Regions from separate parts of the Homo sapiens genome. Here all the other regions are linked to region 1. Evidence: chromatin contacts called from ENCODE Hi-C or POLR2A ChIA-PET data. All regions are on one chromosome and are shown on one strand. The core of a region is the stretch at or near the end of the contact, and the rest is flanking DNA. Distances in the headings are between cores, read along the strand shown.

Region 1 (5,793 bases), core at 2,344-4,843:
CATACGACATAAATTTACCCATCCTGTCTAAAATTAATTTTAATGTCAAAAAACAACAACATGTATGAACATCCACAGAAATTCAAACTTGTGGTCTGGTCTCAGTTTTAAAAATCTACATTTAAATGCAGAATCTCAAAAATTCAGGAAAAAAACACTTCATGAACTGTATCTGTGGGGTTTATATAAAACAAAGATGCTAATAGTATAGAAAACATTTTCATGTACCATAGTATTTATACACAATACTAGTATAATGACTTTTTTATTGTTTAATCTTACCTGCAATTTAGTATTGGATATTTGGGGATCGTAGGTTGTTTAGAAGACTATAAATAATACAGTTGAAGTATGCCATCTTACAATAACCATAAAAGCCACATTGTCAACTGGCAAATCATCTCAAACAAGTGAATGTGAACAGTACTAAATTGAACTCCTCATATTCACTAAGGCCATCTTTCAAATACTTAAGGAATATTTAAAACCGTGCTGAACCCTTAACTGTAAAATTAAAAGTAAAGGAAACCACTAACTTCAAGTCATCATCTATTTTGGACTCCCTTAATATAAGAAATATTCCCAGGAACAACAACAAAAAGAATAGCTCCCTCTACCCCCCCACCCCCACCCCTTTTTGAGCCAGTGTCCAATTTCTTCTTTTCTGAACAGCTGTATTATCCAACTTAAGTTGCTCTGCTAATTTCAGTCCCACAAGGACTAACTTGGAAGGCAAAAAAATACAAGAAAAGATCAATTTGCTGGGAAAGATCAAATGAGAAAACTGTGGGGACAGCACCAGGTCAGCGTGTGGAGAACTAAGCAGACCTGTTCTTCATTAACTGCGGCTCTCTGGGGATGTCACACACTACCTGTCCGTGGGCTTTATTGAACCGCCTAACCCGCCTCTCTGTTCCATTCTTCTGGGCCCAAGTGAATCATATCCTGCTGCTGACAAGTTAGCAGGGGACTGCGGCTGCAACATGAAAGTACTTTTCTTTCTTGTCTAAATCAGGCAGATTTTTGAAAAGACGACACAGCATTGACTCGTGACATGGCAAGATGAAACGAGAGGTCTGGGCCGGTCTTGGAGCTGTGCAGATAAAAGTAATCAAATGACACTCCTGGAATGCAAATTGGCATTCTTGACTGCAGCAATTGCACAACCATGAAACATCCCTGACAGCAAGCAAGATTAGGACAAAATGTTATGTAAAGCACTGAACTCAAGAACTCTCACTTGAAAATTCAAACTGTAACACTTACATTTTAATATAGCAATAGTCAGCTCTGCTTTTGTCTGCTTCTTTTTGTAATCACATATCTCTATCTGACAGATATCTTACATCTCAAATAGAAGAAAAAATCAGGTAGTAGGAATGTACTGCTATTAACATTTTCCTAATATTAATTGTAAAATATAATGCACAGTTTATTCTTATTCAAAGTCTTACATGCAAACACCACCCAACTTAATATTCTCAAGAGGAAAAAAAGTTTCAGACCTTTCTCAAAAGATACTCAAAACAAAGTTCAGGTTCAAGCTCGTTATTACTTCCCTCAGGTAAAGATACTCCTGTACTTTGGTAAAGTGATTAGCAATCTGGACTTTTAATACAGCGCACTCTGGGAACTAAGAACTTCATTAAGACTGAACAGTTTACATGAAACGGCTACAAATATAAAACACAGATACTCTCTAAAGGCTCACAAGGGATTGTGTGTGTGTGTGTGTTTGTCCAAAAAGTAAATGTTCTGTTAACTTGTACAAGGTCTCACTACTAGGGTACATCTTCAGATCAGACACACTAAGTAACGTGCCAGAAATAAATTCCTCCCATTTAAAGCATGTATGCGTGTGGACAGTAACACGTGAAATTGCAGAATACAAAGCAGTGGAAGGCAGACAGGCTTAGCCACAGTTCAAAGTCATTAGGATATAGGAATACATGTGTAGACAAATAGTTAACATAGGCTAGGGTAAAGGGAAGAAAAATAATACCTGCCACCGGCTTTTACAGTGTTCTTGTGTAAAACGCCCGTTAGAAGAAAAACTCTCAAGCTCTAAACAGATATATTTAATATTGTTGTGATGTCTCACTTAAACACGGCTTTCAACAATTCCAAGTGTCCACGAAGTATATAAAAATAAAACAGGCCACTTTTTGCCACTTTAATCCTGGGTACACAGGATTATTTTATGATGTCTTTTGTACGTCAGTTTTACAACAGCTTGACTCTAGGGTAAATGGGAACCATCATAAATCGCACGCTGCTTTCAAAACCACTTTAATTTCTGTCAGCGTTACTGTAACCACAGTCCTGGGCTCTTGCTTTTGTGTGTGTGTGTGTGTGTACGCGCCCCTGCATTTGACAGTCCCATCTCCTACACTCCAGTTGTGACTTTGATCACTGAAACAAGAGATGTCACATTAGGGAGCAGGGAAGAGGAAAAAATGCCAACCCGCTATCTCACCTGTATTCTCATATGTTCCCTCTATATACGGAATACACCATGTCAGATCCCCAAGTGGGGGTAACAATAGCGACGCTGGGAGGAAGCAAACTAAAAAGAAGGGAGTGGTCAAGCCCCATTTCTAACAAATCACTTCCCCGAAAGCGGACAGAGCGGCTCATCACCAGGCGAACTAATTGCACGCTTCCTCGCTGCAAAGAAGTCGCTTCTCGTAGAGGGGCTGTGCTGGAGTCTCGCTTGGCAAAGCCAGCCCATCTCCTCCACCACTTGCACTTGGAACTTTTTTTCAACCTTAAACTCACTTCACAGGAGATTTCACCTAGGGTTTTTCAGCATATATAATTTTTTATTCTGCTCCCTCCCCAGGCCCCAAATCCCACCCTCCAGTCAACGTGCAAGTAAAACAAATCGGCTCCTATAGAATTGCACTTCGAAAAGAGCCGTCTCTGCAAGGTTGATTTTCCTGCCCTGCGTTCTGCACCTTCTCCGTAAAGCCTGCGGGAGCATTTCCTCCCATCTCCATTTACCACGGGAAGATTCCGAATGTGAAGACAAGGGGAGAGGAAGAGTCAACGTGCCGGGCCCGGGCGGCTGCGCCCCAGCGCACCCGGCACCCACGCCCAGCCGCCGGTCCCTCACTCGGCGGCAAGTTGTAAAAGTTCCCGTAGGTCCCAGCCGCCTTCCTCTCTTCCCCGAGCTCCTGCCAGCGCTCCATTCATCCCCCACTCCCCTCCACCTCGTCCCCCCAGCCCGTCCCCAACGCCCTGGAGCCTCCCCTAGCCAGCCGCTCACCTTCGCGCGGAAGCCGCGAGCGGGGCCGACCTTGAGAAGCCCCCTCTCACGTGCACCCTCCCACCTAGAGCTCGCCTCAGAAACTTGGGGCCAAGTTTAGGGGAGGCCACTGGGAGCGCAGCGGGGATCAGGTCGGACCGGGGTTCTGGTCCCCGGCCCGCCCTCCTCAGCGCCCCTTGCCCCTCACGCCGCGGGCCGGAGGGCGGACACGGCCCCCGGGCGGCCCCGGTGGCGCTCGGGCGCGGGGGTCATTTCTGAGGAAGTCTAGAATAAAAGAGGAAGGAGGGTGGAAACTTCTTACCATCTCGGCATGCTGGTTGTCAAGTGCAGCCCCCGCCTCTTGGTCTCCTCTTAGCGGCCGCGCCTGGACCAGCCCCTCGGCCGCCGCTGGCTCCCTCCGTCTCGGCCTTTCTCTCCCTCCCCCTCCGAGTTCCTCCGGGCCTCCGCTCTCGCCGCCTCCGCCTCCCCGCCCGCCCGCGCGCGCCCTCGCCGCGGCCCCTCTGCGCTCAGGTGACTGATTTACACTCGCGCCGGGGTCGCGCTCGCGCCCCGAGTCCCAGCCGGCACGGTTCCCCGGCTCCTCCTCGGGACAAAAAAAAAAAAAAAGGGAACGGCTTGTCCCGGGAGGGGGCTGCCCTGCTCGCGGGAGGCGGGGGACCGGCGGGCGAGGTGACCTCGGCGGCCGTGCAAGCCCCACAAGTTTTTCCTCTCTCTGCAGAATTGTCGTGACTACAATGTTGCTTCCCTTTTGCAAAATAAAAGTCGGTCGTTGTGTTGTTTGTCCTCAGAGGTCCAGGGGCTTGGGGAAGGAGGATGTATGTTTCTCCCTCCCCCCACCGCCCCGTGACTTCTTTGGGGGCTTGTTTGTTGTTTGGGTTGTTCTTGCTCTCTCTTTCTGGGGATGGAAAAAACAACTTTGTGGGGATGGAAAAACAACCCTGGCGCCCCCCCCCCCCCCCGGGGAGCTGCGGGCGTGGAGGTAGAGGTGGCCGCTAGCGCCCAGCTGTCACACACACACAAAAAAAAATTGCGGGGCGGGGGTGGGGAGCGGAGCAAGGAGAGGAGGCTGCGAAACGCCGAGGAAAGGGCGCGAACTTTATTCCGACTGCAGCAAACCGCGGCAGCTCTTTCCTTTTCGGGCACTCGGGCGTCTCTGTCCCCTTTGACCAGTTCCTCCTCCCCAGCCCCGCACGCCCCCTCCTCCCCTGCCCCTTCCCCAGCGTCCCAGCCGCGGCCGACCCGGCTCCCCGCGACCCTCTCAGCCCAGCTCCTCCGCGCGCCGCTGGGGAGAAGGCGAGTGAGGCGGAGGAAAACCCAGCGGACAGAAACCTGGGACGCGAACGTGCTGGGAGAAAAGGCCAAAAGTTGCGCGCAGCTGGGGGAAAAAAGTTTTTCTGGTGGCGGAGCGTTTTGTGCCGGCCCAGACGCCGGCTTGCGGCGAGGGCTTCCTTCCCTTTCCCGTGGTCTGGGCCGCGGGCCTCGGGCTGGAGAGGAAGGAGGCTGTCGCGCCCGCGGGGGAAAGAACAGTCACATCTGTGGGTGACACTCAGCCGACCCAAGTCACCCTGCCCTGGAGACTCAGAAACGCCGACTACAGCCTAAGCGCGCACACGCCTGCAGCTGAACGATATTTCTTAAATACAGGCAAAACACACTCCCCGGCCGCAAGAATGGGGCGGGGGTGGGGGGGGAGCTTAATCATCATCATCTAACTAACGTACACTTTGTGCCAAAAACATCTCCGAGTTATGCAGATTTATCATAACTACAGCAAACTTTCTGGTTATCTAACATGGGAGGAAGGCATAGGTTTCAAGCATACTCCCTGAGCACTAAGAAATCAGAGAATCGGCGAAGACTTGGCAGAACAGCAGGTATGGTTACCGGTTCCTAGTGAAAAGTGAGAATCATCCCTTCTTCCCTTCTCTCTTCCTCAAACGGAGAGAGAGAGAGAGAGAGACTACTTAATTGCATTCAGAGGACAGAATTAAATTCCTTTGAAAATATGTAGCCTTGGAATTACATGGTTTTATTTTCTTTGCAGAGTCCGGTCTTAGTTTAATATAAATTTTCACAGTAACTGATTTTTTTAAATTTTTCGGGAGCCGCTGATGAGAGTCCCAAGTAGCCACAGCTGTCTTGAAAATGTGATTAGGTGGCCGGGCGCGGTGGCTCACGCCTATAATCCAACTTTGGGAGGCCGAGGCGGACGGATCGCCTGAGGTCAGGAGTTCGAGACCGGCCTGACCAACATGGTGAAACCCCATCTCTACTAAAAATACAAAAATTAGCCAACTGTGGTGGCGGGCGCCTGTAATCCCAGCTACTCAGGAGGCTGAGGCAGGAGAATTGCTTGAACCCGGGAGATGGAGGTTGCAGTGAGCCGAGATCGTGCCATTGCACTCCAGCCTGGGCGACAGAGGGAGACTCCATCTGCAAAAAAAAAAAAAAAGAAAGAAAATGGGATTAGGCTTATTATTCACGTGGATCCAGCTTTTTAACACGCACTTGCAGTTCCCTATACT
Region 2 (5,808 bases), core at 956-3,455, 340 kb before region 1:
TACTTCTAAATATTTATTCTACAAAAACAAACATACACAGTAATAAACACATATAAGGATATTTCCTACAACAGTGTTTGAAAAGCCCAAACACTGAAAACAACCCAACTGTCTTTAAATAAGTGACTAAATAAATTATGGTATATCCACATAATGGGAAATTATATGGAGGTTCAAAAAATGGATGAGATCTCTCTATACTAACGTGGAAAGAGGCCTGTATTAGTTTCCTAGGGCTGCCACACCAAATTACTACCACCGTAGTGGCTTATAACAATGGAAACATATTCTCTCTCTGTTCCAGAGGCCAGAAGTTTGCAATTGAGGTGTGAGTAGGGCTGTGTTCCACTCAGAGGCTCTGGGAAATAATCTGTTGCATGCCTCTCTCCTAGCTTCCGGAGGCTCTGCCGCCATCTTTACCTCACCTCCTCCTTTGCATATGTCTTCTGCTCTGTATGTAATCTCCTAATATCTTACACGGATACACAGGATGGTAGTTAGGGCCTACCCACAGAGTCCGAGATTATCTCCTTATCTTAAAATCCTTGACTTAATCACATCTGCAAAAACCCTTTTTTCCAAATAAGGTACCATTCACAGGCTCCAGGGATTTGACATGGATATTTTGAGTGGAAGTGGGTAGATATTTTTTGGTCAACCACAAGATATATTTTTTAAACAGTAGGATATAAGAAAAATATACATAGAATGAATCCATTTACTAATAATCATAATTAGTGCCACAGATACATGATAATGATAACATATGGAGAAGTGTTATCTCTACAAAAAGGGGCTATGGACAGTTTTCATTTTTGCATTATACATTACTGCAATGTTTCAATTTTATATTAATTTTGTATTACTTTCATAATCAAAAACCAATAACACATATTTAAAAGGAAGCTTTGATATATTTTGACATCTTCCCAAATTTTCTTACCTAATTCTGGTCCCTGTTGTGGAAAAAGGGTTTAGTCAAAACTGCATAATAGATGATGATTACTAGTTGTTCTAGTGGAATAAAATTTTATAAATAATAAAAATATTAAGTCATAATTTTTGAGTATGCTATTCATTAAATAGACTGCTGTAGTTTCTAAGGATGAAAAGTTTCATCCTTAATCCAACCTTCTATGAATACCTGACAACTGTTCCACTAAATAAATCCCCAAACCGAAATCTATGACCTCTCCTTCAAAACTGAGGTTTTAGTTTTATTTTTTATTTATTTATGAGATGGAGTCTCACTCTGTTGTCCAGGCTGGAGAGCAGTGGCATGATCGCGGCTCACCACAACCTCTGCCTCCCAGGCTCAACCGATTCTTCTGCCTCAGCTTCTGAGTAGCTGGGATTACAGGTACGGACCACCATGCCCAGCTAATTTTTGTATTTTTAGTAGAGATGGGGTTTCACTTTCATCATGTTGGCCAGTCTGGTCTTGAACTGCTGACTTCAAGTGGTCTGCCTACTTCGGCCTCCCAAAGTGCATGAGCCACCGCACCTGGCCAAAAAAGTGAAGTGTTTTTTGTTTTTTGTTTTTTTTTTTAAAAAAGCCTTTCTAAGGTTGACTATGCACAGGCATGAACTACTGAAGCGGCATTACTGTTCACCCTGCCCTTTACGAAATTCCTCTCTTTGCAGATTTTCTCCCTGAATATAGCTTCATCTTCAAGTTTTATTATACCTGCAAAATTTAGTTAACAACAACTTCACCTTATTAACATCTTCTGGAACAAAAGTTCCAGAAATCACTGTACATTTCTCTACTCCACATTTCACCCCCTTCATGAGAATTGCTAAGCACTATGAAAGCCAATTGGGGTTCCCTGGATTTTCTCTCTCATAAAAAAACTGACAAGGCTTTTCTCTGTCTAGGAGAGAGGGCGATGATCAAGATCCACTTTTATGGAAAACATGATATTATGCTGAGAAATCTGTCAAGAGCGGGAAAAGCACTTCATAGAGGGAGAATGTAAACCATAATGCTGAGAGAAATATCTGCATTAACTTTTTGCATTTGTTCACAAAAGTTTATGAAATGCCTACTGTGTGAAAGATTGCACCACAAACCATGGTATATGTTGTAAGCTGTGTGGGCAGAACTTCTGGTGTCTGAGAATCTGACAAGAAGAGAAATGAGTTCACTAACGGCAGACTGTTGCTCTGACGCACGGCCAGCCAGCAAGCCGAGGCATGAGGAGATGCAGGGGAAGAGCATGAGCTGGACAGGTGTCATGCACAAGCAGCTCTGCAGCAGGGCTCACGGTGCCTGATAATTATGGATATTGTCAGATCTGCCAAGAGACATATTTAGCAATGAGCCGGGAGGGGGCAGGAGGAGGTAGGCATATTACGAAACTTGCCACCCACCTCCCATTGGCACTATCAGTTTCCAAGGCTCTATTAAAGATAAACAAGGATGCCTAGCCTCCCCTGAGATCAAGAGGAGATGGTGATTATGAAAATAATAACAGTTTTAAAAATTACTTAAATGTTCTAAGGGAGCCTTTATTTCTGGCAGTGTTAAACACTTGCAAGGAAGAAGGTAGAAAACAAAAACAAACTAGAAGACCACAGTAGCCTCAGTCTGAAAGGCCACTCCAGGGCTACTTAAACCAAACACTCTCTGTGAGTTCAGTGGTTAGGCTTTTCCCTCCTCTGGGTGGCATTCCAAAGGCTTCTCCTTCACATGTGCAAAAACAAGAAAGCGGCGACAAGATGCTACAGCAGATTTCTGTTTGAGACGATGTTTCTGAGGGAATAAGAAAAAAAAAAACAAAAAACCAAGCGAGAGAGGGAGAAGTTTTTCTTTCATTTAATTTTTTTTTTAAACAAAAACCTAGAGACACTGGTCTGTGAAGCCAAGTTTGTTAACGTGCAAGTATAATTTACTTTTATGTAAACATAACTTCACAGAGTTATCAGTAGGTTCCATTTTCAGTAAAAACAAACAAACAAAAAAAAAGAAGCTGCAAAATAATTATAAAACATATGGTGCAAACTCCGGCTGTGTTTATTTTATGACAGTTAACATTATTTACAGTGTGATCTGGTCAGAATTAATACTCAAAGGGTTATACACAGAATATGTCAAATTTTTCTTCTTAATCATGCACACCATTAGTTTTGTCAACCCATCTAAATGAATTTATCTAGAGATCTCCTGTATTCCCCCAAAGAAATCAATTATATTTTTTAACATATTATTTTATTCAAAATGCTTGACTAACACCACCGATAAGCTGCCAATAGTAATATAGGAAGGAGCTCACCCTCTTCTTAAATGGGGAAGTTTGACAAAATGCACTTAAAATTCTGCCATTTGTTGCATGAGATTCTTTAACTCCACACTGTTCATTTCGTTATCTCAGTTGCTAACGCATATTAAATTTTTAAAGATTTAAGTTCTTTTTTTTTTGGTAACAACACAGCTACTACTTTCTGTTAACACATAAATTATCAATATATCCTGTTGAGTAAAACTATTTAAGTAGCTTATCCTTGATACTGGAGTGGCATTAGGAAGCACTGACTATAGGATCTGCTTATTATTCAAGTGGGAGATATACAACAGCCAAGAGACATACAGAAAAAAAAAAATAAGAATAATTTTGCAATGAAAATCTTTATTTTTGTAATCTTTGTAATGAAAATATTTATTTTCCCTGTCCTTTTATTAAAAGACTCTGGTATTTTGCTCTCATTCAAGGCCTTATATTAATATAAATACCAAAATTTATGGGACCAGGTGGTGTTTAGTAATGTGAGCTGAAACAGAAAATGGCTGCTTTTCCTCCCTGGGCACGCAGACACAAGACATCCTCTCCTACAATAGACACTGACCACAACCTATCTTCCTATTCACCAGAAATGGTTTTGTGCAGTAGTGTGCTAGGGCTGGCTCATGCCAGCCTATGAGAGCTGATTGCTAAACATTCGGAAATTTTGGGAGTTGGTGGTTCAAACAGACGACATTAAAAATTAAATTTTAGAAACATGCAATGAAAAAAATTAAAAACAATGATAATAGGTACTCAAAATTCATCACTTCTAATTATTTGACATTTTACTATTATCTATGTTCTTATAATTATTTGACTACATTTTACTATTATCTGTGCTCTGAAGATTACTTGCTTCTACTTACGTCTGGTATGGTGGAAATACCATATAATAATGTGTGACTAAGCATCTCTTCCCAACTCCATGTTCAGTGACTCATGTTGACAGGCTGAAATCAGCCATCATGGGATATTTTCACCAGAGAAATCAGCAAACACTTGCAAATCAGGGTTGGCTGGTTGCTTGGTTTGTTTTCATTTAGAAAGCTATTGTAATGCTACCAACACAACGCTAGCAATGTCTAAATAATAAATTACTGTCTAGTTTCAAAACTTAAGACTTTATTTGTAAATATACACTCATTTAAACTTTATAATCCCATCTGTACCCTTGTGGGAAAAAGAAGAGAAAGAGATAATTTTGCTATGACAGAAAAATTAACTATAAATTTTATTTGGATCACTTATTTTTATGAAGTCTTGTAAAACATAACATGGAGCATGATTTCTGGATATGAAAAACATTAGATATGACAAATGAAATATATGGTTTGTGTCTTGGACAGGAAACACCCTGCATGCCTCTGGAAACAAACACAAAGATTAAGTATCAGGCACACAGGTTTTTAATGCCTAGATTATTCTGTTTTTATAATAAATTAGTAAATGAGATTCTAGCCATTACAAATCTGTGTGTTGTTGAAAACTGTCATTTGATCTATGATAAAAATACAAATAAGGAATAAAGCATAAAAGAGAAATAATTCTGAATCAAAGCCAATAAAAATAAGACAGCTTATAGATATTAAAATGTAAGAAAAATTTAGGGATAAGTTACTTTTGGTTAAACATGTGGCAGTATCTGTTAAGATGAAAATGAGGATGAATCAAATATTCATATTTTTAAAACTAAACCTAGGTAGGAAGAAAAATCTGCCTATTTGTATTTCATGGTACATCCACAAACTCATTACTTCAATCTGTCGTTTATAAACTTAAAACAAACATTACATTTTTCAACATTACTGCTATTTGTAAATCACATATAAAAAGGAAGCACAATGTAACTAAATAGCAAATGCCAACAAGGAGATAATTAGGCAGGAAAAATATTTCTGAGTTAAAATGTATGTTTTTATAGGTCTTCCTATAGCAGCAGGCAAAATTTTATAGAAGTGAATTTTATTAGAGAGAAACATAATCTAAAAATCAACTTTTAAGACAATCATTCTTAGTAGTAATACAGCAGATTTCAATGTAACTACAAAAAACGTCTGACTTCTAAAATTCGTTTTTAAAAACATCCACGTCTACCTAACACTGGTAGACTTTGTGACCATCAGCTAAACCAATAATGGTGTAAGTGCTTTTTAAAATAGTCCTATCCTGAATGAATTACTACTGTTATGATTTAAAGAGAAATATTACTCAATGCAAAGAGCTCTAGATGTGATATTAGAAGATGCAATTTTGAGGATTACTAGTTTTGGCACTGTTAAGCTTTCTTACCATTATCAATTATGGTTTTCTTCCTCGATCTAACATTGTGGAAGTCTCCCTGTTTTAGTTTTACAGTAAATAAGACTGCCCGTGAAGGAGAGAATCACACAATAGTAATGCAGGAATGGACATCTAACTGTGCAACCTAATTCTGATTTGTACCATGGTTGCAAAACCACATCATAAAAAATCATGAGAAAATCATTTCTAAAAATCTGTGTCTCTCTTCCTCCTTCATTACCCT
Region 3 (6,247 bases), core at 204-2,703, 460 kb before region 1:
GGGTGGTCCTTGTTTTAACGATTAAAGTCAAAAGCCTGACGCCATCTTTTTTAGATTGTCAGTCCAGTTTGACAAAAGTTAATCTATCATGTTACACTATGGATTTGGAGGGGTCATTGAAAGATGCATTTGTACACCTACGTCCATGGTTTGATGCCAAGGATAAGAAAAAAAAATGACCACTGTGCGTAACCAGTTTACAACATGTGCACTTTTTGAAGGGGAAGAAAAATATTTTAATCTTTTCCCTACAGATTAGGGGGCAATATAATCTTACTTATGCCACTGACTTGCAGGAAAATTTGCTCTAATTATAGGGCCACACCCATTACTCTCAAGATGGAATTGTTAACACTTAAGTTTTCAAAGAAGCAAAGGATGCCGTCACAGACAGCATCTCTCTACTGACCCTTTATTTAAGAAGTCATCTTGTTACTGTCCACTTAATAGCTGGAGAGGGCATCGAGAGGCAGCCTTGGGCTTCCCACAGATACAGTAGGTGTGTGTATGTGCTTGTATGTTAGGAGGGGAGAATAAGAGGGAAGGAGAGAGAGAGGGGAGAGAGAGAGAGAGAGAGAGAGAGAGAGAGAGAGAGAGAGAGAGACTGACTGATTGTGGATGTGTGTGTACATCAGGGAACTCGATGGGAAAGCCTAGCCCTTGTAGTCAATTTCTCCTTCACAAGGGGATAAACAGGCAATTACGCATCCTTTTATATTTGATGGCCAAGTGCTGAACTGGAAAGCACACTATTAGTTTGTGTCCCTTCAGGGCCAGGGCAATAAGTAGCCAGGAGAGCTGGGCTGAAGCAGAGAGGGTGTTGTCTGCTGTTAGTGTGACAGTCTTGTCAGCAGCGTTCACATTACTGGAAGGTAATAAAGTGACAAGTATGTTATTAGAAAGATACGAGGTGAAATTGAACTGAAGCTTCTTGCTGCTCAGCCCTGGCTTTTTTCTTTCCTCTTTTGTAATGGTCCACTATTTGTTACAGACTGAGCCTTGGTCTTCATATCCTATATAAAAAAGATTTTTTTTTTTCCTGCAGTAAAGGTCAAATGAATTTACAACAGCACTTTAGAGGAGAAGAATAAAGATAGTTTTATGACAACTATAGTATGTTGCTCCAAAAATATATATAGCATTATAATGAACAATAATGCTGATCCAATTCAGTGTACATGTAAAAATGCTTAGTTTTTTTTTTTTTTTTAACCTCCTGTTATTTGGATTTGGATTAAAATCATTTGGATTAAAAAAGATTTGGATTAATCTTTTGGATTAAAAGCATTTGGATTTTTCAACAAATGCCAAAAAGACAGTATGCCGAATAACATAGTTATTGCCGAATGAGCACAGAAAATCATTTTGCGCAAGATGTGGGAAGGATGAGGATGATGAAACTACACAAGGAAGGACGGGTATGTGGGCAACAGTGATGACAGATAACTCACTGGTCAGTTGTACAGCTGGAATTACACAATACTTTTTGAAAATGACCATTTATGGTGAGCAACACTCCAGCTACAGGAAATATGCGACTCGTCTGGGACAGATCAAACATGACCTTAGTACTAACGCAAACAAGACTACCACGTGTGGTTTATCTCTGAGGGAAAATGTGAAGAGAAGTTACTTACATACCTCATAGAACAGTAAATGAGCTCCCATTTTGATCAAGGTCTTTAGCCTAGTATTAATTACAATCATGGCTTTGTTGTGTTGCTACAGTGGCAAGCATGAGTAATGATCAAGAAAGGAACGATCCATGCTGGTGCCATTCGCACCTACTCCTCTGTTAGGATGAAAACGAGGTGTTACCACTGGCCTTTTCTATAGCCTTGCTGACCCCTGGCATCTTTCGGTTCTCAGGGGATTCCAGCAACACTTCCCACTCAAAAACAAAGCAAAAGCAACCAAAACCCCACAATTGTCGGCTCTTCCTGACCCCAAAGGAACTTCAGCTATTTCATGCAGCTGTACTTGCTTTCCTAACCCCTTCCTCAGAGCCGACTCACCTGGTCATAGGAACTCTGCAGGTCCCTACGATCAATACGCTCTCACCCACTGCGAGGCAGAGCTATGCCAGTCTTTTCTCTCGAGCCAACATTTCCAGTGCATTCATGATTTCCTTTTCTAGCTACCCCAAAACCAGGGCAGGAACCGACCCTCTACTTAGTTCTGATGAAAACACTGTGATCCCTCCAGTCTTTCTGGTATCTTTTATTGCTCATCTTACTCATTTAGATCCATCCCCAAAAAATAAACAATGAGAGGGAAAAGCAAAACCACCTAATTTAAATACTTCAAGTTTGGGAGAAGATAAGTGATTTTAAAGAATGAAATTCGTTTGTCATAATTTTAAAAAAGAAGCTCTTAAGAAAAGGGTGTGACCACAGGATGAAAAAAAGTTTCTTCTGGATGATTTGTTTCTTGATGATAGCAGATGTAGCGTGTCTTATGACAGGTGAATTTTATTTACTCTGTTAGTCAATCTAACCCAATGCTAACAGACCAGATACAAGTTAGGACTGCTCAGGTCAAGCTGTCAGCAGTTAGCAGCATGTCCATCTCAATCTGGTGACTAGCTTCTTTATGCTTTAATTGTCAACGGCCCTCATTCTCATTTGCTTGGCACATATCTGGGGTGTGTACAGAGAAAGGGGAAAAAAAGGTCACATTGTATTTGGTGGGAACCTAGTGCATAGTTTCTCCTGAGGAGAAGCCTCTGGAATAGCCCATTCTTGATATATTCAAAGTTTTTTTTTTTTTTTTTTCCTTAGAGCAATGTATAATAATGGGGCTGTTAACCAGTTAAGTGCCTTTCTCCTCTTACTGGAAGGGCCTGAAAATTCATGACCAAAGAAATAACACTATGAGGACAGTGGCACCATTGTGCCAAAAAGGTTTTAAAAAATGTTTGCCATGTTGAAAAGGAAAACATTAACACCTTTAAACCTTTAAAAGGCATCAGGCTGAACAGGGCAGCTGGACTAAGATCTGGAATGAGTTACATTGGGTTGACTTATTTAAATACAATTAATATCAGAACAAAGAATGCCAAGGATTTTTATCACACTTTTAAACCAAATTCCTCATTATCTATCCTTTTTTTCTCTCTTTCCATAGCATGCAGATATTCCCGAAAGCGGACTAAACCTGATATTTACAAAAACATAGTTTTAAATGATCAAGACAGTACAAGTTTCAACATCAGCTAGAGAACATGCACAGTCATACCGCCTAATTTTGTACCTGTGATAAACTCTGGCTAAAACCAATCACATGGGGAAAAGCTTGTCGGATGAACATCTACATCACTATTAATTTTCAGCCAGCATAGAATGCATGTGGCTTGAGAGAAACTGTTTAACAACAAAAAACTCCTATGAAAAAGCAAATGAGTAGGAATGGGCAAAGATGAGCTCCATGACTAAAACGCTGATCTCTTTATCCTTCCTGTTTGCAAATAAGCCATGGGATCACCATCTTAACTAGAATTCTAGTTAAGTCAAAACAAGACACTCAGGCACACACTCAAGAACGAGCAATACTTTGGAAACAGAAGAATTGTACATTTTATGATTTTCCATTGCATGTACTACATCCATCCACTCCCCTGTCCCTTTTAAGCAAATAGGCTTTATATTGGAAAATGTTATTTACTCATTTAGAAGGCCACCGTAACGACTGGGCACTTGAGGCACAAAAGTAGTAGCAAATAGGGGAGATACTTAAAAAGTGTCAGCTGTCCAGGACTTATTGCCACTTCTCTGACAAAACACAGGTGAACACATTCATGTTTCCAAGCAAGGGAAACTCTACTTCTAGAATCTCATTACTTCTGGACTTTTTCTAACTGGCTATACACATTAGCTTGGTTTGCAGCAAGTAACAAACATTTGTTCTAAGCCTGGTGCATTTGCTGATGTGACTGCCGACAGCTATGTAATTCACTCACGAGGGCTATCTGACCTTTTATTTGACATTAAATTAAACAGACTAAACATTGCTGTTGTACAAGATGAGTTCTAGTAACTCAACTGAGTGTAACTTTTCAAAGTTGCTGAAATAAAAATGTGTATTTATTTTCATAAAACTACATGTAGTCTATGCACACTGCAAAAGCCAGAGTTTCTATAATGTTTTGTTGGGATATTAAAAATCTTTTCCCACCCTTTTTGAATCTAACCATTTGGTAATGGGGCAACAGCACAACACAGAGAACGCTGAGAGGACCAAAATGTTTGCAAACAAACTTTCATTATTCTAGTTCAATCTTTCACAAACATACTGTACAGAGTCTTATATGGTATAAAACAAAGGAAAACATCTGTCTGTTCAATTTAACACAACACCAAAATAAAGCAATTAAGACTTTGGGGAATTCAAAGTACAAGAAAACAAAAACGATTATTACTAATTCCTCAGCTTTTTACCATAAACACTTGTCATTTAACATAGTGTTTGATATAGTTTCTTTTGTACTGCAAATACTTTTGGTCTTTCCTCCCCGTAGAACAAATGAAGAATTAAAATGGACCCCATAGCATCCTCTGAAGGAGGTGAAAAGATAAAGCTCCTAGACATAGCTAGCTTATCTTTAAGAATCTATTGTTTCTGAAATTTTCACAACAAAAATACTGAATCCCCAACTAATGATGCTTATTTTGGGAAACAATAAATACTGTGAGGTACAATAAATCCTACAGGAATAATAACAACAGAAACATATTAACAGTTTCCTTTGGCAAATTTAACGGAAGTGAATGCTGATGTGAACATAGAAAAAATAATTACAAAAACATGAAAAATGGAAACGACATAAAAGTTAAAATAAAGGGATATTTCTAACTTTTAGACTGATGAAAGAAATGTCTGAGGCCATTAAATGCAAAAAAGAAATACATTCTCTTTAAATTATTGTGTACTGTTTGACAAAATATTCCTTGTTTATCTCTTCTTTTCCCCTCCACTTAAAAAAAAAGGAAAAAAGAAAAAAAAAAGACAACAAAACAGTCTGCAATGCACACCCTAATGGTTTTGGCTGCAGACTGAACTTGAGTAAATATCATCATTTAGTCAGTATGTTGTGGTAGCTGAGGCTGCCGATGTGGTTAACCAGCTCAGGCAACATGTGTAAACATCGGAAACAAAACAAAACAAAAAAGGTTTGGAGAATAGTCTCTCTCCTCTTTCTCACTCTCAATTGCTTGGTTTCAGGCTTGCTTTCATTTCTCTCTGACAAATCGTGTGGGGAAACACAAAACACTGAACATTGAGAGATCCTGCTTTAAAACCCCCTTCTTCTGGCTTTTCAGAAAGGAGTGTTGCTCCATTCAAGTTTAGCACATGTTTTCAAAGCTTCCAAGTACTGCTGCTGTTAAATGCCTTTTGATTTTGTCTACCAAACAGGCCTGAATTATAGTACGACTGCAGAATTTGCAACAAATTAGACAGCCATACAACAGACCGACCCAGTTCAGAGGATTTCTTTTTAAAGGATAAGGGTTAGGGCCTTGGAAATGAGTGTTCGACTCTTTTACTGTATTCATCTTTGTTCCGTAGCGGGTAATTTGGGCTTTTGTATCCTGAAATATTATCCTGCCTCTGAAGAATAAATGCCTTGGCTGTTTCACACCACATAATTTTGTTTTCCTTTTATGTAACTTAACGTATAAGCAAGAAGGATGCAATGTTGATTCTAATAACATTCGGCACTTGAAAGAATCACCAAGTGTTTTTTTAAAAAGCGGTTTTCTGGTGGCCAACAAATTGGCCTGTGGTTATGTTGAGTGACTAATTGTATTTTCTTTTCTGGAAACTTGTGCAAAGTTGGCAGTTTTGTGTTAACACTAATACTTTGTTTGGCATTTGTGCCCTATACTGACCAGACCATTTTTATACAAGTGAATTTTTTTTAAAAAAGACACTTACTGAAGTATGGCAATAGTTTAAGGATAAAAAAGAAGCATGGTTATTACACATCCCCTTGTAGTGTATGAAAAAAAGTGCATGACGGGATTTATGTACTAGTACAGGACATTTTAAAAAATCAGATCTGTGCTGTAAAGCATGCCAGCACCTCTTTAGCACTATATCTAACAGGTAGTAAAAACAAGACCATGTTTTTTTCTTTTTTTAAAAATGTGCATTAATGCTAACATAAATGAATAGAGCTAGCCAGCAAACTATCTTTTCCTGCATATCTAACAGCTGGATGTAACTGTAAAAATTAAACAAAAAAGTT
Region 4 (5,984 bases), core at 2,143-4,642, 360 kb before region 1:
TGCAGTGGTGCAATCTGGGCTCACTGCCTCCTCTGCCTCCTGGGTTCAAGTGATGCTCCTGCCTCAGCCTCCCGAGTAGCTAGGATTACAGGCACATGCCACCACACTCGGCTAATTTTTGTATTTTTAGTAAGAGACAAGGTTTCACACCACATTGACCAGGCTGGTCTTGAACTCCTGACCTCAGTGATCTGCCCACCTCAGCCTCCCAAAGGGCTGGGATTACAGGCATGAGCCACCAAGCCCAGCCTACACTTCTCTATAAGGCCCGCCTGACCTTCTGGAATAAAAGGAACCTTTCCTACTTTCAAAAACTTCTACAGCACTTTATATCTAGACATCTCATATTGTACATAGTATTTTCTACCAAACAGTGCAGTTATTAATAGAGAAATCTCATCTTTCTCCCTTGTCTACAAGCCTTTTGAGGGCAGTGTGTCCATTTGCTTTTTTTTTTTTTTTTTTTTTTTTTGAGACGGAGTCTCGTTCTGTCGCCCATACCGGAGTGTGGAGTGCAGTGGCTTGATCTTGGCTCAGCCTACGCCTCCTGGGTTCAAACGATTCTCCTGCCTCAGCCTCCCAAGTAGCTGAGGCTACAGGCGCATGCCCCCACACCTAGCTCATTTTTTTCCTTTGGTTTTTTGAGACGAAGTCTCACTCTGTTGCCCAAGCTGGAGTGCAGTGACACAATTTCAGCTTACTGCAACCTCCACCTCCCGGGTTCAAGCGATTCTCCTGCCTCAGCCTCCTGAGTAGCTGGGACTACAGGCACGCACCACCATGCCTGGCTAATTTTTGTATTTTTAGTAGAGACAGGGTTTCATTATGTTGGCCAGGTTGGTCTTGAACTCCTGACCTTGTGATCCGCCTGCCTTGGCTTCCCAAAGTGCTGGGATTACAGGTGCGAGCCACCGCGCCTGGCCTATTTCCTTCTTCTACGCTTCCATTCAACAACTTGCTCATATAGTAGGTCCATAATAAACACTTAGTAATAAATAAATGAACCTTAATTACACATAGCACTAGTACAAACCCAAATATAATTGAGAATATTCTCCCACTTGCTTAAAGCGGCCAAACTATTGAGAACATTCCAAAATAGAGTTAAATGGAACAGTACATAACAATCGTTCATTATTATAATACTTCACTACCAATGAGAATGCAAATTACAGAAAATTTTAGTCATTGAGTATTGATGACCTATCAAGCATTTTACTAGGCACAGAGTATAAGAAGATAAGCAAGAAATACTTTCTCTGCCACAAGGAATTTGAAGTCTAGTGAGAGAGATAAAACAGGTAACAACAGCATATAAAGTTTAAGTACTGCAACAAAGGTCCGCATTGCTTCTTTGTCCATAATTCAACACACTAACAAATTTTAAGATTCTGCTATAAACCCTAAAAGGAGACTTACTTATTCTGCTCCATAGGTCCTCAGGACTTCTGGTCAAAGACATCTTGGACTTGATCATCGCGGACATTTCCAACACATCAGTCAACTCTTAAACAGGTTTTGGTATGTAGAATTCTTGCCACATACTTGGGTAGACTGTATCACCAACATCTTGCAATTAATAATACAAAGCAACAAAAGAGACACAGTCCTTCGATCTCTCACTATTAATGCTCAGTAAAAAAACATCATAATTCTTGTTGATTCTCTCCCTACAAGACGTTCAAGCCACTATCCATTCTGTTGTATTTCTGGCATGTACATGTTGGCTTGAATATCTGAAGAAAATTCTTCTAATTTCTTCACACCTGAATTTATTATGGCCAGAATTCTTTGGTCATGAAATTTTCATCCTATTGTTCCACGCAGGTCAAAATTCTTATTGGTTCTTGGCTCTTTATGCCCAGAGGCCCAAATCCAAATTTTCATACACTATGCTAGCCCCCACAAAGTTAATTTTTCAACTATCTGCTTTTCTTCTATCCAGGATATTCTGCCTTCTGCCCACAAATCAGTCTACTTCTCTACTCTTTCCCTCCTCTGTGTATGTTTTGCACATCTTTTTTTTTTTTTCTTTTTAGGACATTGTCTTGCTCTGTCACCGAGGCTGGGGTGCAGTGGCACAATTAGCTCATTGTAACCTCGAACTTCTGAGCCCAAGCAATCCTCCTGCCTCAGCCTCCCAAGTAGCTGGGACTACAAGTACATGCTATCACACCTGGCTGTTTTTTTAATTATTATTATTTTTAGTAAAGACAGAGTCTTACTATGTTGCCCAGGCTGGTCTTGAACTCCTGGCCTCAAACTCCTTCCCTCAGCCTCCCAAAGCATTGAGATTACAACCGTAAGCCACCATGTTCAGCCAATGTTTTGCACATCTTAAACTCACCCCAAATGTCCACTTCATCTTCAGCAACTTTGATATCTAGGCACAAGTCTCACCTTCTCCAGGAAGCTGTCAAAGAAAGCCACCTGGCTCTGGTATCTTCTCTTACAGATCACCTCAACACTTAAATCCTCAAATTCTAACATATACATTTCTACTTATTGGCATATAAATGTTGGTAAATGTACTACAATCATTTCATGCAAGGCAGCTGTTGTCTACAGTCCTCGAGGACAGGAAACACATAAATGTCTCTAACTGTTGGGAGTAAGGACCTTGCACACATAAGTTACTCAGCCAATTTCACTAGTAACATTGGTATCAGACATACTGGGAATCCATACCACGTCACAAGGTTTTCTAAAACAGTATTAAGAAACAACCGACTCCTCTGTGCATATCCATCCCAGTTACAGAAAACCAGGATAGCAAAAGGAACAGTTTAAACTGAGAGTAAGTCAAAGTTACTAACCTGGGTAAAAGTAATTCTGAAGGCTTCAAAGATCTATTCAGTTCCATACCAAAGTATAAGGTTCCAAAACCTGTCAAATTTCTATTCAGGAAAGCAGGAAAATTGTTATCTGGCCAAAGAAAGCAGTATTACTTGCTATTTTAAAAAGAATCTCCAAAGCTCCAAGTTATAAAGTCATTTAACTACTAAAGAAGAAATATGTAGAGGTTGTTTGTACATTTCTAAGAAACAGAGGTCACCTGGATGAACTTTCAACTGTAATGGTTAGCTGACATGGTTCTCTGTCCAGATTTTGGGTTCTAAAATTAAGGTGACTTTGAGTGCAAGTATTTTTGAAGATTCTAGGCTGTTTCCAGGTCTTACACTGGTTAGACCATTTTTTCTTCTGGTGTCTAGCAAATGGCTAAAAGACCTGTTTGTATCTCAGATGTTGGAGAAACCGTTCAGGAACAATTCATCTCTGCAAGGCTATGAGTCATAACACATTGCCACGGTCAGGGAGACCTCTGTTAATCAAGGAAGCGCTAGCCACACATTCACTCAAGCTGTCTTAGAGAAGCTGGCCTCAGTGCCCACTGTTCTTTTTCCACAGATCATCAGTCATCTCTACAAAAGAGAAAATGTCCAACTTCCTCACTGGGTGGACAGCCTCCTGCTAGGCCTGCATCCTGGTTTCCTTTCTGCTGAGTTGCTGATTTTCCTAGAGGTGCACAATAGCTACCAAAAGGAAAGTCTCCTACTTCGTCATGAAAAGAAAGCAAGGAGATCCACTTAACGCCCCTCTGTAATAAAATTAGGATATAAAAAGGCAGGAAACACAGAGGTATCTGACCTCCTTTCACGTACTCTTTCTTCTTTCGCTTACCCTTACATTTGGTGTATAATCTACAAAGTCAGGGAAATTCACCAAGTCCCGACATAGCTACATGCTGTATATATTTGCACCAGCTCTTCAAATACAAGACCTAAAACTTGGTTAATTTCTTTTTCCTAGGTCAGAAATCAACAGATAAGCCTTTACAGATTTTTGAATCATTTCCTCTTCCTCAAACTATGGCACATGACAGGATAGGGAAGGTGTAGAGGAAATTCCAGGGGAATAAATTGACCTACAAATGTTATCAAATTTTATCACTGAGTGATGGATGAAATTCTCAGGTGATTCACTGCCAGGGTGGTATTTGGTGCTAAAGTGAGGGAACTGAAAATTTAACTGAGCTAGCTGGCTTCACTTTGTCTTTAATCTGAGTAATGATTGCGAGATTTTACATGGGCAAAATATTACATTTCCTTCCAGATGACCTCAATATGCAATTCTCATTGAAATACTTTTTCAGACCTACACATATACCTGAAGGCTGTCAGGAAACACACATTTGTTCCACAAAAGGCAGAGAGAAGGATAGGCAAAACTTGGAATAGCCACTTAGCTTTTGTTTAATATGAAATCTTTCTCAGAAAAGCTAATGGAGATCACTAAACTTACTTTTTTTTTTTTTTTTTTTTTAAGAAACAGGTCTTGTTCTGTCACCCAGGCTGGAGTGCAGTGGTGCGATCATACCTCACTACAGCCTCAAACTCCTGGGCTCACAGGATCCTTCCACCTCAGCCTCCTGAGTAGGTGAGACTACAGGCACCTGACACCATGTCTGGCTGGTTTTTAAATTTTTTTGTAAAGAAAGGGTCTTGCTATGTTACCCAGGCTGGTCTTGAACTTCTGGACTCAAGGGATTGTCCCACCTCGTTTTCCCAAAGCACTGGGATCACAGCCATGAGCCACCATGCCTGGCAATAAATTTACTTTTTTTTTTTTTTTTTTTTTTTTTGAGGCAGGGTCTTGCTTTGTCACCCAGGCTGGACTGCAGTGGCTCAAACATAGCTCACTGCAGTCTCAACCTCCCAGGCTCAAGTGATCCTCCTACCTCATTCTCCCAAGTAGCTGGGACTATAGGTGTAAGCCACCATGCCTGGCTAATTTTTGTATTTTTTTGTAGAGACGGGGTTTCGCTGTGTTGCCCAGGCAGGTCTTGAACTTCTGAGCTCAAGGAATCCATGGGCCTCAGCCCCCCAAAGTGCTGAGATTACAGGCGTGAGACACACTGCACCTGGCTAATAAATATACTCTTAACCTAACTCCAGGGGCAGAAGAATAAAGACCTTTTGCCGATAAAGTAAGCAAAGGTATTTTTTCATGTATCATAGAAGTAATACTATTTCACCAAAACAAGCACAAGGCCATCACACTAAAGGATTTGTGTACTTGTGTGTCTGTGCCAGCCAATAATACATTAAAACATTCATTTAAAATTCCATCAAAAGTGCTCTCCGTAAAAATCTCATTATGATACTTATAATACTAATGCAAATATATACAACAGAATCAAAAATTTATGTGAAACCTACTTTTATTTGTTTGAATCAAGCGATTAATCTATTGATCTATTTTACCTATTAATCTATTGTATACACATGTGAATACACACAAACATAATTTGAAGAAAGCTTCACACGCATTACCCTCCTCAATATTAATATTTTTTCTTTCCTTGAAGTGATGAGGAAATGAAATCCTTAAAAGGGTGTTTGATCATCAAATTACTGATGAAATTATTCTATTCTGTCAAATAGAAGGACTGAGTACTTTTAAAAATCATGCTATTTCAACATGTGGTAAATAAAATTCTGAGCAATTTAAAAAGTTATTGTTACTGAGGACACTAAAATATCATGAGTCATAATAATCCTCAAGCCAATAACTCACAATCAAACTGATGAGAGCTTGTTTCTGCCTCCGTGGCATAACCTGTAAAATGGGATAATGCTGACACACAGCAGTCCTAAAGACCAATAAAGGTAACACACGCGCACACACACACACACACACACAAATAGAACCTGAGCACAATGTAATTAAATAAACAACCAACTGAACTAACTTGTTGCATGATGACAAAGGCACATCTAATAAAACTACTTTGTTGTTTTACTTTATACATTTATTTGCGAGGTTAGTATGTGGACAAACACATCTTTTATGTACACTATAAAACTTTGATGTTTTAAGGGGTTTCTATAAAAAACTAGTAAGAATCTTTTTGATATAAAAGTATCATTTTTCATCAAATAAAACAATCATCTCAACCATCAATTAGTTGTTTTACTGGAGAA

Evidence for each region. A loop is a pair of places that touch in the nucleus more often than their neighbours do. ChIA-PET counts read pairs that join two places held with the same protein, here RNA polymerase II (POLR2A). Pooled maps may share reads with other maps.
Region 2: a loop to region 1 is called in a map of gastrocnemius medialis, with 4 times the contacts of the local background. The contact joins the enhancer-like site here to the promoter of BNC2 in region 1. A Hi-C loop is called at or near these places in 4 of 168 maps with a recorded cell type or tissue (ascending aorta, chondrocyte, gastrocnemius medialis and 1 more) and 4 of 50 pooled maps.
Region 3: a map of IMR-90 shows a loop between it and region 1 (9-fold over the local background). The contact joins the enhancer-like site here to the promoter of BNC2 in region 1. A Hi-C loop is called at or near these places in 3 of 168 maps with a recorded cell type or tissue (IMR-90, chondrocyte and ovary) and 5 of 50 pooled maps. POLR2A ChIA-PET finds 5 or more read pairs at or near these places in 3 of 52 experiments (GM12878, MCF 10A and OCI-LY7).
Region 4: a map of endothelial cell of umbilical vein shows a loop between it and region 1 (2.5-fold over the local background). The contact joins the enhancer-like site here to the promoter of BNC2 in region 1. A Hi-C loop is called at or near these places in 6 of 168 maps with a recorded cell type or tissue (IMR-90, ascending aorta, chondrocyte and 3 more) and 6 of 50 pooled maps. POLR2A ChIA-PET finds 5 or more read pairs at or near these places in 1 of 52 experiments (AG04450).

Annotation. Positions count from the first base shown.
Region 1 is chr9:16,867,077-16,872,869 of GRCh38, forward strand. BNC2 (basonuclin zinc finger protein 2) reads right to left here and starts at 3,594. Exons shown (of 7, transcript NM_017637.6): 1 at 3,570-3,594. The coding sequence starts at 3,572. RefSeq lists an enhancer at 358-1,557.
Region 2 is chr9:16,528,631-16,534,438 of GRCh38, forward strand. All of the region lies in intron 5 of BNC2 (basonuclin zinc finger protein 2), which reads right to left. Among named protein-coding and RNA genes, the nearest start is that of BNC2-AS1, 200 kb to the right of the region's middle. Within about 2 kb of position 2,206, at least 3 of the 41 ENCODE cell types and tissues checked have a DNase peak (open chromatin) inside an H3K27ac peak, as active enhancers do.
Region 3 is chr9:16,412,163-16,418,409 of GRCh38, forward strand. BNC2 (basonuclin zinc finger protein 2) reads right to left here. Exons shown (of 7, transcript NM_017637.6): 7 at 1-6,247. LOC124902125 (a long non-coding RNA gene) reads left to right here. Exons shown (of 3, transcript XR_007061425.1): 3 at 3,127-3,214. Among named protein-coding and RNA genes, the nearest start is that of LINC03041, 140 kb to the left of the region's middle. Within about 2 kb of position 1,454, at least 2 of the 41 ENCODE cell types and tissues checked have a DNase peak (open chromatin) inside an H3K27ac peak, as active enhancers do.
Region 4 is chr9:16,506,804-16,512,787 of GRCh38, forward strand. All of the region lies in intron 5 of BNC2 (basonuclin zinc finger protein 2), which reads right to left. Among named protein-coding and RNA genes, the nearest start is that of BNC2-AS1, 220 kb to the right of the region's middle. Within about 2 kb of position 3,393, at least 2 of the 41 ENCODE cell types and tissues checked have a DNase peak (open chromatin) inside an H3K27ac peak, as active enhancers do; they include endothelial cell of umbilical vein, where a contact is called at or near this core.